Regions from separate parts of the Homo sapiens genome. Here region 1 is linked to region 2. Evidence: chromatin contacts called from ENCODE POLR2A ChIA-PET data. All regions are on one chromosome and are shown on one strand. Each heading gives the region's core, a stretch centred on a gene start or an enhancer-like site at or near the end of the contact. The rest is flanking DNA. Distances are from core to core; before and after follow the strand shown.

Region 1 (6,250 bases), core at 930-3,429, 230 kb before region 2:
AAAAATACAAAAAATTAGCCGGGCATGTTGGCGTGCACCTATAATCCCAGCTACTCAGGAGGCTGAACTTAGGAGTTGAATATAACTGAGCATGATATTCAGATCTCTCAAACGGATTCTTGGGCAAGAGTGTGTTCAAGACACATTTATCAGGAAAGCTACTTATCATTGTAAAAATGTATTTGGGAAATGTTAGAAAAAGACGTAATAAAATGCAGGTGCTCTATTGCAAAAACCACACATTTAGCACTTTTAGGCACAATTTACGTAAGACAGGATGTCCTTGAGCCCAGGAGATCAAGGCTGCAGTGAGCTGTGATTGTGCCACTGTACTCCAGCCTGGGCAATGGAATAAGACCCTGTGTCAAAAAAAAGAAAGATTCTCTCACACAACTATTTAATAACTTTCAAGTAAAGGACTACTTTTAAAAAATTGTGGGTACATAGTAGGTGTATACACTTACGAAGAAAACTCCTTTTACGTGGTAGTATTTCATTGATTTTGCACAACCTTAGCAGATGAGTACTCAGGCGTGACGTTACCTCTATTTTAGAGAAGAGGACATGCAGGTTAAGGGCTAAGTGACATGCCCAAAGTCATGTTCAATGTATATCCACCTTGCTTCTAAGAAAGACTTGAAGCCGCTAAAGTAAAGTAAGAAATGAACAAGCCCCAGACACAAGGCTGAGCCTCTGCTGCTTCTCCGCGAAGGCAGCAGCAGTTCCCAGCTCAGAGACTCCTAGGACTGCACCCTTCTGCCTCCGTGGCTATTGCTTCTGTTTCCTTTGCTGTGCTGCAGCCTTACAACCTCTGGCTGTTGGAGGGTCCAGGGCCCAGACCCTGGCCTTCTCTAGCTACTGCCACTCCTGTGGGCGCACTTAGTTTCATGGCTGTAAATACCATCTGTAAGCTGGCAGCCTTTCTGCTCTGAGCCTCACACGCTCCATCCGGCTGCCTGTTTGACAGCTTGGATGTTTATTAGCCATCCAAGAGTAACATGAGCAAAACAGAACTCCACAAAACCTACTGCTCCCAGAGTCTTCCCTGTCTCTGTTAGAGGCAGCTCCATCTTTCCAGCTACACAGATCTCAAGCTTCATAGTCATCCTTGGATCTTATTTCTCAGCCCTGCAGCAAATCCTATCAAGTCTACCTTCAAAATAAATACAGAATCTTACCCCTTCTCACTACTTCCTCCACCACTGTCCTGATGGAAGCCACCGTATCTCACCTATATTGGTGCATTCACTTCCTGACTGCTCTGGCTTGAAAGCTTGCTGCCCTCTACCCTCAGTCTGATCTCAGCAGAGCACCCAGAGAACCCTCTGCTCAGATCCTCTGCTCAGAGTTGCTGTCTCCCTCTGGGTAAGAGCTACAGCTATCCCTGTGGCCTACTAGGTTCTACACGATTCTCACCCTTCCCATTACTTCTGACTTTTCATCTCCTATTTTCCCCTTTGCCTCTCCAGCCTCCTTTTTGTTCCTTTAAAAGGCCAGGAACATTTCCCACCGCAGGGTGTTTGCAGTAGACATTGTCTGCACGGCTGACGTCCGCTGTCATCACCTTGCAGGAAGACCCTATAGTGACCATGCTATTTAAAAGCAAACTCTCCGCAACACTCCAGCCCGCCTTCCTGCTTTATATTTTTATCCGTAGCACTTACGTCCATCAACATACAGTGTAGTTTACTTATTTCTATTCTTTTCTCCCTCTTCACCACCCCCTCCAATGGGACTTCTTTGGAGGTAGTGACTTTGGTTTCTTTTAATTACTGAAATCGTCCCCAAGCATCGAGAATGTTGCCTGTCACATAGCAAGCATTCCATACAAATTGAATGCATGAGTTTTGGCATGTCAGGAAGATATTGCATATAAAGGGCTTAACACCCTCCCTCCGTGTAAATAATAAAAGCTGCTGTCATTATAATAGCTACTCTCTGCTTTTAAACACAAGGTTTTGTTTTTTTTTAACCTTAAAGTCTTTTATCTCTTAATAGAGGCAAAAAAAAAAGGTGGGGGGGAATATCCTATTACATAATTCTCATGTGAAGAAAGCATACTCTTCGGGGGAAATTTGTATCTTTTCCTGTTAATAAGTTCTAAAGGCAGAGTCTGTAACTCAGGACTTACATAAAAACAATATACCAACTTAGGAAGCTTTAGGGGGGCTTAACAGAGGGTGGCTCCTTTTCAGGCTGCTACCATGTGGGTTGAAGCCACCATCCTCTCTCACCTGGATTATTGTACAGCTTTCTGTTTCTTCATTAACCATCCCTAAGCTAACGGCGGTGACGATGGTTTACAGAGAGGGTCTTTATCTAGTAAGTGATCAAACAAGAACAAGGGTACAGGCTTTTGTCTTATCTACAAAGCCCGTGTTAGTTTCCTGTTGACATTTTTGGAAGACACTTTGTTATTCAAAAACCATACAAGGCTGGGCGCAGTGGCTCACCCTTGTAATCCCAGCACTTTGGGAGGCCAAGGCAGGTGGATCACCTTAGGTCAGGAGTTAGAGACCAACCTGGCCAACATGGCGAAACCTCGTCTCTACTAAAAATACAAAAACCAGCCGGACATGGCAGCACGTGCCTGTAATCCCAGCTTCTCGGGAGGGTGAGGCAAGAGAATCACTTGAACCTGGGAGGCGGAGGTTGCAGTGAGCCGAGATCACGCCACTGCCTTCCAGCCTGGGCAGCAGAGCGAGACTCCATCTCAAAAAAAAAAAAAAGAGAAAAGAAAAAAAACCCATGCAAATAACATGGTCATTCGTTTAAAAGTTGTCTGCTTGTGGCCGAGGCGGGCGGATCACGAGGTCAGGAGATAGAGACTATCCTGGCTAACACGGTGAAACCCTATCTCTACTAAAAATACAAAAAATTAGCCAGGTGTGGCGGTGGGCGCCTGTAATCCCGGCTACTCGGGAGGTTGAGGCAGGAGAATGGCATGAACCCCGGAGGCGGAGGTTGCAGTGAGCCGAGATCGTGCCACTGCACTCCTGTCTGGGTAACAGAGCAAGACTCCATCTCAAAAAAAAAGTTGTCTGCTTATTAATAGTCTTACTCATTTGGGGAATACTACTTTAAAAGACTTGTCAGAGAACAGAATTTGTTTATAGAAAGTTTATTTTCAAAATTCAGAGAAAAAAATATTCTCTATTCTGTTAAAGAAAAGTATTCTGTTAAAGAAAAAAATTCTCTATTGAAGAACCTATCTCGAACCTATCTTTTTTTTTTTAATAGTTACTTAAAAAGCAAAAAGGCAATATGTTAACAGATTCAGGTATCTGCTATTAAATGTGCCAGAGTAATAAATAGTATATGTATTTCAGGTATTTGCTTTTAAAAAAAATAAAAATCTTCTGGCTTAATATTTTCCAGCAAAGTTCTTACTATTTAAACTGCTGAGACACATTCTTTTTTTTTTTTTTTTTGAGGCAGAGTCTTGCTCTGTCGCCCAGGCTGGAGTGCAGTGGCACCATCTCTGCTCACTGCAACCTCTGTCTCCCGGATTCAAGCGATTCTCCTGCCTCAGCCTCCTGAGTAGCTGGGACCCGTCACCACGCCCGGCTAATTTTTTTTGTATTTTTAGTAGAGACGGGGTTTCAGCGGTATTAGCCAGGATGGACTCCATCTCCTGGCCTTGTGATCCGCCCGCTTCGGCCTCCCAAAGTGCTGGGATTACAGGCGTGAGCCACCGCGCGCAGCCCTCTTTTTGTTTTTTCAAGTGCCTTTTTCATTGAAAAGTAACGTGTTAGTGATCTCCTATCTTATCTTTTAGGAACCACAGTGTTCAGATGAGACATTTGTCTTGGATTAGTCTGTGCTATGCATATTATGATATAAAACAGTGAAGAGAATAAAATGCTCCAAACAAGACCCTGATTTTTTTTTTCCATTTTTTTCCTAAATGAAAGTTTGTGACTGTGGGAAAATGAGTCTGGATCCTTCTGGGCTTGATTTTGCAGCTGAAATGTACCATTTATAGTAGGATCTTAATTGTTCCAGAAAAGTTTTGTAAACATCAAGCTAGGTTAGAAGTTTGGATTATGTAACAGATTTGGCTTTTTGCCAACTGTTATTATGTGTAACTATGGAGACCGCCTTTCTTAAGTTCTTAACAGGCCTGAGTCACTTGAGGACACGAGTTCCCTACTGCATTATGGATGAGCGGCTTCAAGCTTCCTGGAGCCAGAGATTCCCTTAATTGTGTTTAAATGACTCCTGAAGCTGAACAGGGTACATTAATGGGGACCACAGAGAGGATCTAAACTTTACACAATTTCTTGATACACTTAGCGTTTGAAAATCTTGATTATGTGCTATATTATAAAGTATAGGCCACTTCAGGGTGTTACTTGAGAGAGGTTTTAGTTCAGACAGCTCGATCGTTTAAAAGAGCAATACTGCTTGAACCCTTAAAAGAGCAATACTGTTTGAACCCGGGAGGTGGAGGTTGCAGTGAGCCGAGATCATGCCACTGCACTCGCCTGGCGACAGAGCAAGACTCCGTCTCAAAAAAAAAAAAAAAGGGGCAATATTCGTGTTTCACGCCTGCAATCCCAGCACTTTGGGAGGCTGAGGTGGGCGGATCACCTGAAGTCAGGAGTTCAAGACCAGCCTGGCCAACATGGTGAAACCCCATCTCTACTAAAAATACAAAAATTAGCCAGGTATGGTGGTGTACACCTGTAATCCCAGCTATCCAGGAGGCTGAGGAAGGAGAATCACTTGAGCCTGGGAGGCGGAGGCTGCAGTGAGCCGAGATGCAGCCACTGCACTCCAGCCTGGCTGACAGAGCAAGACTCCATCTCAAAAAAAAAAAAAAAAAAATTAGCAGGACGTGGTGGCTGTTGTCTATAATCTCATCTACTCAGGAGGCTGAGGCAGCAGAATTGCTTGAACCCAGGAGGCAGAGGTTGTATGGGATCACTTAAAAGGGCCTGGGCTTAACACCTGTCAGTAAGGAAAATGATTTGATTAGAAAATAAGACTACTGTCTCTGCATAATATTTTTATGTAATTGAATTATATAAATGGGCCAGGCACAGTGGCTCATGCCTGTAATCTCAACACTTTGGGAGGCCGAGGTGGGCAGATCACTTGAGGTAGGGAGTTCGAAACCAACCTGACCAACATGGAGAAACCCTGTCTCTACTAAAAATACAAAATTAGCTGGGCGTAGTGGCGGGTGCCTGTAATCCCAGCTACTTGGAGACTGAGGCAGGAGAATCACTTGAACCTGGGAGGCAGAGGTTGTGGTGAGCCAAGATCGCGCCATTGCACTCCAGCCTGGGCAACAAGAGCAAAAACTCCGTTTCAAAAAAAAAAAAAAAATTATATAAATTGAACTAAGGTCTGACTTACTACTTTTTAAAATAATAGCTTTTTTTTTTTTTTTTTGAGGCAGAATCTCGCTCTGTCACCCAGGCTGGAGTGCAGTGGCGCAATCTCGGCTCACTGCAAGCTCCACCTCCTGGGTTCACGCCATTCTCCTGCTTCAGCCTCCCGAGTAGCTGGGACTACAGGCGCCCACTACCACGCCTGGCTAGTTTTTTTTGTTTGTATTTTTAGTAGAGATGGGGTTTCACTGTGTTAGCCAGGACGGTCTCGATCTCCTGACCTCGTGATCCGCCCGCCTCGGCCTCCCAGAGTGTTGGGATTACAGGCATGAGCCACCGCGCCCGGCCGATTCTTTAGTATTTCAACAAAAGATCATGCCATCTGTGAATAGACATAGTTTTACTTTTTTCTTTCCACTCTTTTTCATCTAATTGCTAGCCTACTACTAGCTCTTGAAGGTACAGATATTCTTTATTTTAAACATCCAAAAATTAGGAGAAGAGAAGCTAAGATTCAAAATTCTATTTACTTTATACATTCAGAGAATCTAGAGCATGAAAAGTTACATAGTGATCTGAGGAAGGAGAGCTGGAAATAGATGAAACTTTAACATTATCCAGTATGCTGTGGACCAGAATGTCAGCTGTACCTCTTTTGCACCAAAAACCAGCTTAATTTGGGAAACTTTCCCTGTGGAGAAAGTGGAAGAGGTAGAAATAGAATTGACAGGATTTACTTTACTATTAACTTTATAGGAACATCTTTTCCATAAAGTGAAAGACCTTTTCATCATACCTTCTGTGTGTTATAATGAAAGTAAAACATTCTATTAACTTTTTTTTTTTCCTTTCTGAGACAGAGTCCTGCTCTGTTGCCCGGGCTGGAGTACAGTGGCATGATCTGGGCTCAC
Region 2 (6,540 bases), core at 3,311-5,810:
CAGCCAGGCGCAGTGGCTCACACCCATAATCCCAACACTTTGGGAGGCCCAGGTAGGAGGATTGCTTGAGCCTAGAAGTTCGACACCAGCCTGGGTGACAAGGTGTGATCCCGTCTCTACAAAAAAATGTTTTAAAAAATTAGGCTGGACACAGTGGCTCACGCCTGTAATCCCAACACTTCGGGAGGCCAAGGCGGGTGGATCACCTGAGGTCAGGAGTTCGAGACCAGCTTGGCCAATGTGGTGAAACCCTGTTTCTACTAAAAACACAAAAATTAGGCCAGGCACAGTGTCTCGCGCCTGTAATTCCAGCACTTTGGGAGGCCGAGGCAGGTGGATCACCTGAGGTCAGGAGTTCGAGACCAGCCTGGCCAACATGGTGAAACCCCGTCTCCACTAAAAAAATACAAAAATTGGCCGGGCACAGTGGCTCACGCCTGTAATACCAGCACTTTGGGAGGCCAAGGTGAGCAGATGGCCTGAGGTCAGGAGTTCGAGACCAGCCTGGCAAACATGGTGAAACCCTGTCTCTACTAAAAATACAAAAATTAACCAGGCGTGGTGGCGGGTGCCTGTAATCCCAGCTACTTGGGAGGCTGAGACAGGAGAATTGCTTGAACCTGGGAGGCAGAGGTTGCAGGGAGCTGAGACCACACTATTGCACTCCAGCCTGGGCAACAAGAGTGAAACTCCATCTCAAAAAATAATAATAATAATAATACAAAAATTAGCTAGGCGTGGTGGCAGATGCCTGTAATCCCAGATACTTGGGAGGCTGGGGCAGGAGAATTGCCTGAACCAGGGTGACGGAGGTTGCAATGAGCCAAGATTGCGCCACTGCACTCCAGCCTGGGCGACAGGAGCGAAACTCTATCTCAAAAAAAAAAAAAAAAAAAAATTAACCAAGCGTGGTGGCATGCACCTGTAACCCCAGCTACTCGGAAGGTTGAGGCAGGGGAATCTCTTGAACCTGGGGGGCAGACGTTGCAGTGAGCAGAGATTGTGTCACTTGCACTCCGGCCTGGGTGACAAAGCGAGATTCCCTCTTGAATAAAAAAAAAAAGTTAGCTGGCATGGTGGCACATGCCTGTACTCCCAGCTACTCGGGAGGCTGAGACAGGAGGAATGTTTCAGCCCAAGAGTTACAGGCTGCCGTGAGCCAAGATCTCACCACTGCAGTCCAGCCTCAGGGAGAACAAGACTATCTCTAAAGAAAAAAGAAACCCACTGTTTCAAACAAGAGTGTGATGTGTGCCTCTTATCATGACACGTAGGTTGGTCATGTCTGCCCTTAAAAAACAACAGCTAAATATTGCAAGAGACTGTTGGCGTCTCACCTATAAATCCTAGATGATGTTACAGGTTTCATTTGCAGATTCAACTTTTAAACCTTGGTCTATCATAAGAACCTGCAATTAAGGAACACTGCCAGCAGGTGGTGACAGGTGCCCTTGCATGCTCCAAGTTCTCAGGCTTTGATTTTAAAATCCTGCTAGTTAATTTCCAAAGGCGAGCTAGTAGGCCCTTGTTAAAGATGACATGGGTAGAAAAGTATCTTAAACTCTAAGTTTAAAATCTCCAGCTGATTCTTTTTTTCCTCAAAAAAGCATTTGGAACAGGTAAAATATTCACAGTTTTAAAATCAAAATATAAAAAGGCATTATCTCTGGGTCTCTAAGTATTGTCCCTAGTCATAAATTCTTTTTTTTTTTTTTTTTGAGAGTCTTGCTCTGTCACCCAGGCTGAAGTGAAATAAAACTACAATGTGTGCCACCACTCCCAGCTAATTTTTGTTATTTTTAGAGGAGAGGGGTTTTCACCATGTTGGCCAGGGTGGTCTTGAACTCTTGACCTCAGGTGATCCACCGTGCCTGGCTAATTTTTGTATTTTTAGCGGAGACAGGGTTTCACCATGTTGGCCAGTCTGGTCTCAAACTCCTGGCCTCAAGTGATCCGCCTGCCTCAGTCTCCCAAAGTGCTGGGATTACAGGCGTGACCCACTGCACCCAGCTGTAAAACAGATTTTTTAATTACTCTTATTTTTTTTTTTCCAAAGACTGAACACTGCCAAAGAATCTCTGTATGCACAGGTTTAAGGATTTCTTCATCAGAATCCCAAACAAACTAAATTTTAAAGGGCTGATTGAAACACCAAATACATAGCTTAGACATTATTTAGATCAGGGTTTCTCAACAGCTGGACACTCTGGGCCAGACAATGTTTAGCTGTGGGGCTGTCCCGTGCATTGTGGGACGTTCAGCAGCATCCCGGCCTCAAAACCACTGGATGTCCGCGGCCTCCCCACCAAGATGTGCCAACCAGAAGTGTCTCCAGACATTCCCCAAGATCCCCTGGGGGCAATCCTCCTCCCTCCTCCCTTGAGAACCACTGACTGACATCCACCCCGTTAAGGAAAACCAATGATGTCTACATGAAAATCACTTGTACACTTTAAAAGAGCCACTTTAATAATTTGTGCATTACATTGATGTGAATTTCTTTTTTTTTTTTTTTCCGAGTCAGGGTCTCACTCTGTCTCAGAGGTGTGGGACACCCCACCCAGCTTGAAGTTAATTTTTAAAATAAAAACACATTAAGGCCGGGCACGGTAGGTCATGCCTGTAATCCCAGCAATTTGGGAGGTTGAGGTGGGTGGATCGCTTGAGTTCAGGAGTTCGACACCAGCCTGGGCAAAATGATAAAACCCTGTCTCTACAAAAAATAGGAAAAAATTAGCCAGGCATGGTGGTACACTTGGGAGCTACTTGGGACCTCCCAGCTACTCGGGAGGCTGAGGCATGAGAATCGCTTGAGCCTGGGAGGTGGAGGTTGCAGTGAGCTGAGATCACACCACTGCACTCCAGACTGGGTGACAGAGCGAGACCTGCCTCAAACAAACAAAAAACACACACATTAAGTGTCAAATAAATTCTTAAGCTAACAGAACAATTGAGTTTTTTAATAGTACAGTGAAACTTTCCCTGCATTTATTCACTTTTCCCAGGACAAGCATCATACCACCACATACTGTTACACACAATGCAGCTGTTCTACGAAAGGTGAGGCTGGGCGCGGTGGCTCATGCCTGTAATCCCAGCACTTTGGGAGGCCGAGGCAGGCTGATCACCTGAAGTCAGGAGTTCGAAACCAGCCTGGCCAACATGGCGAAACCCCGTCTCTACTAAAAACACTAAAAATTAGCCAGGTGTGGTGGTGGGCACCTGTAATCCCAGCTACTCAGGAGACTGAGGCAGGAGAATTGCTTGGACCCGGGAGGTGGAGGTTGCAGTGAGCTGAGATTGTGCTATTGCACTCCACTGCAGCCTGGCTGACAAGAGTGAGACTCCGTCTCAAAAAAAAAAAAAAAAAAAAAAAAACAAAGGTGAGAGCTGTTTGCAAGCTCTGCACATCTGGATCCACTCTCTTGCTCACAGGCTGGGACACCTGCCTGTCCGCCACCAGGCGGTCTATGGCTGGGCATGGGCTCACCACTACCCAGCTCACAGGGCCTGAGAGCTACATCGGGCTCCTCGTGTTGGGGAGCGCAAGGCATGCATGGTGGCATCATGAGAAAAGACCAGGGAATGAGCAGGAACAGATGGAGGAGGAACCCCTATGTCCTTCTCCCTGGTGCACATCCCACCCTGAACACTAAGAAGGAAGCAAGGGGACCAGACCCTGCACATGAGCCTCAGGGTAGGATGCCAGGAGAGTCCCAAGAACGAAGTTGGGGGTGAAGAGGTGGCTGCAGGGGTGAGAAGAGAAGGGGAAGGGGCTGGGCTGAGACTGCAGTTTAGAGTCTAGGTATCTCCCGCACACGGAGATGGGGCTGTCCCCAACTAGAACTGAGAGCTAAGGAGGAATGACAGGGCAGGAGAATCCAGAAGAAGGGGCTTCTGTTTCCCCCTTCTTCCATCCATCCATCCGTCTTTCTCGAGGCCCAGGTAGTCTTCTAGGTACCAAGAAAATAATGGTGAGTAAAACAGCCCCTGCCCTCTCAGAGCTTGTGTTATGGTTGATAAAAATATGAATTTGAAACAGAACCTGCAAAGTAATCCTCACTTCCTACAATTGCAACTTTTGAAAGCTTAAAGTGAGCCTTCTAATTTTTTTTTTTTTTTTTTTGAGACGGAGTCTCACTCTGTCGCCCAGCCTGGAGTGCAGTGGTGTGATCTCGGCTCACTGCAAGCTCCGCCTCCCGGGTTCACGCCATTCTCCTGCCTCAGCCTCCCGGGTAGCTGGGACTACAGGCACCTGCCACCGTGCCCGGCTAATTTTTTGTGTTTTTAGAGAGACGGGGTTTCACCATGTTAGCCAGGATGGTCTCGATCTCCTGACCTCGTGATCCACCTGCCTTGGCCTCCCAAAGTGCTGGGATTACAGGCGTGAGCCTTCTAATTTTTCCTCCAAATTCCAAACAAGTTTTTTTAATGTGGGAAAATACACAGTATAAAAATTTACCATCTTAACCATTTTTAAGTGTACAGGCCAATAGCATTAAGTACATTCACACTGTCATCCAACCGTCACCACCACTACCCGTCTCTAGAACTTCTTTCATCTTGCAAAACTGAAACTCTGCACCCACTAAATACTAACTTCCTATTTCCCCTCCCCCAGCCCCTGGCAGCCACCATTCTATTTTCTGTCTCTGTGAATTTGACTATTTGACTAAGGGTCCGGCGTGGTGGCTCAAACCTGTAATCCCAGCACTTTAGGAAGCTGAGGAAGGTGGATCGCTTGAGTTCAGGAGTTCAAGATCAGCCCGGCCAACCTGGCGAGACCCCGTCTCTACAAAAAATACAAAAATTAGCCAGGCATGGTGGTGCCACACTTGTAGTCCCGCCTACTTGGGAGGGTGAGGTGGGAGGATCACCTGAGCCTGGGAGGTCGAGGCTGCAGTACGCCAAGATGGTGCCACTGCACTCCAGCCTGCATGACAGAGTGAGACCCTGTCTCAAAAAAATAAAAATAAAGAATTTGACCATTCTAGGCCAGATGCGGTAGCTCATGCCTGTAATCCTAGCACTTTGGGAGGCCGACATGGGTGGATCACCTGAGGTTGGGAGTTTGAAACCAGCCTGGCCAACATGGTGAAACCCCATCTCTACTAAAAATACAAAAATTAGCTGGGCATGGTAGTCCATGCTAATTCCAGTCACTTGGGAGACTGAGGCAGGACAATCGCTTGAACCCAGGAGGCGGAGGTTGCAGTGAGCTGAGATCATGCCACTGTACTCCAGCCTGGGTGACAGAGTGAGACTGTTTCCAAAAAAAAAAGGAATTTGAGGCCGGGCGCAGTGGCTCACGCCTGTAATCCCAGCACTTTGGGAGGCCGAGGCAGGCGGATCATGAGGTCAGGAGATCGAGACCATCCTGGCTAACACTTTGAAACCCCATCTCTACTAAAAAATGCAAAACATTTGCCAGGCGTGGTGGCGGGTGCCTGCAGTCCCAGCTCCTCAGGAGGCTGAGGCAGGAGAATGGCGTGAACCCGGGAGGCGGAGCTTGCAGTGAGCCAAGATCACGCCACTGCACTCCAAGCTGGGCGACAGAGCGAGACTCCGTCTCAAAAAAAAAAAAAAAAAAAAACAAAAGGAATTTGACTATTCTAGTACCTCATATGAGTGGGATCACACCACACTTATCCTTTTGTAACTGGCTTCATTAGCATAATGTCCTCGAGGTGCCCCCCTGCTGTGGCATGCGTTGGAATTCCTTTTCGAGGCTGGATGATGTTCCGTTAGAAGGATACCATGTTTTGCTTATCCATTCCCTGGTTAACAGACGCTGGGTTGCTTCCACCTTTTGGCCATTGTGAACAATGCTGCTAATGCTGGTGTACAAATACCTCAAGGCCCTGTTTTCTAATCTTTTGTGAATATGCCCAGAAGGCGGACTGCTGGATCATACGGTGATTCTATCTTTAGGGTGATTGTATCTTTGTGTTTTGAGGAGCCGCCATACCGTTCTCCATAGTGACTGCACCATTTTCCATTCCCACCAACCGTGCACAAGGGCCCCGATTTCTCCACCTCCTTCCCAGCACTTGTTATTTTCTGCTTTTTGATAGACCATCCTAACAGATGAAACCAAACATGCTTTATATCAAGTAATTTTACCTTCTCGTATTGTGTAAAATTGATAAGATACCAAAGTAGACAACAGAGAGTAAGAAGCCCCATGTGCTCCTCACTAACCACTATAATGATCCACGCAGAATGAATCTTGTTTGACTTCACTCCCACTCCCAACACCGATACCACTTATTTTGAAGCAAATGCCAGACATCATATAACTTCCCCTCTCAATACCGCATCATACATCTCTAAAAGATAACAACTCTTTTTAAAACTAACCATATCAAGTCCAATAGAGCTTAAAGGTAAAAAATAAAATAAGCTGGGAGAGGTGGCTTATGCCTGTAATCCCAGCACTTTGGGAGGCTAAGGAGAGTGGATTGCTTGAGCCCAAGAGTTCAAAATCAGCTAAGGCAACATGGCGAAACCCGTCTCTAGTAAAAAATACAAAAATTAGCC

Evidence for each region. ChIA-PET counts read pairs that join two places held with the same protein, here RNA polymerase II (POLR2A).
Region 1: POLR2A ChIA-PET joins it to region 2 with 10 read pairs in OCI-LY7. The contact joins two enhancer-like sites. POLR2A ChIA-PET finds 5 or more read pairs at or near these places in 4 of 52 experiments (H1, OCI-LY7, activated CD4-positive, alpha-beta T cell and 1 more).

Annotation. Positions count from the first base shown.
Region 1 is chr1:9,557,537-9,563,786 of GRCh38, forward strand. The region is part of intron 2 of SLC25A33 (solute carrier family 25 member 33); the gene reads left to right. Among named protein-coding and RNA genes, the nearest start is that of SLC25A33, 21 kb to the left of the region's middle. Within about 2 kb of position 2,180, at least 4 of the 41 ENCODE cell types and tissues checked have a DNase peak (open chromatin) inside an H3K27ac peak, as active enhancers do; they include OCI-LY7, where a contact is called at or near this core.
Region 2 is chr1:9,783,296-9,789,835 of GRCh38, forward strand. The region is part of intron 1 of CLSTN1 (calsyntenin 1); the gene reads right to left. Among named protein-coding and RNA genes, the nearest start is that of CLSTN1, 37 kb to the right of the region's middle. RefSeq lists enhancers at 3,029-3,529, 5,163-5,951. Within about 2 kb of position 4,561, at least 7 of the 41 ENCODE cell types and tissues checked have a DNase peak (open chromatin) inside an H3K27ac peak, as active enhancers do; they include OCI-LY7, where a contact is called at or near this core.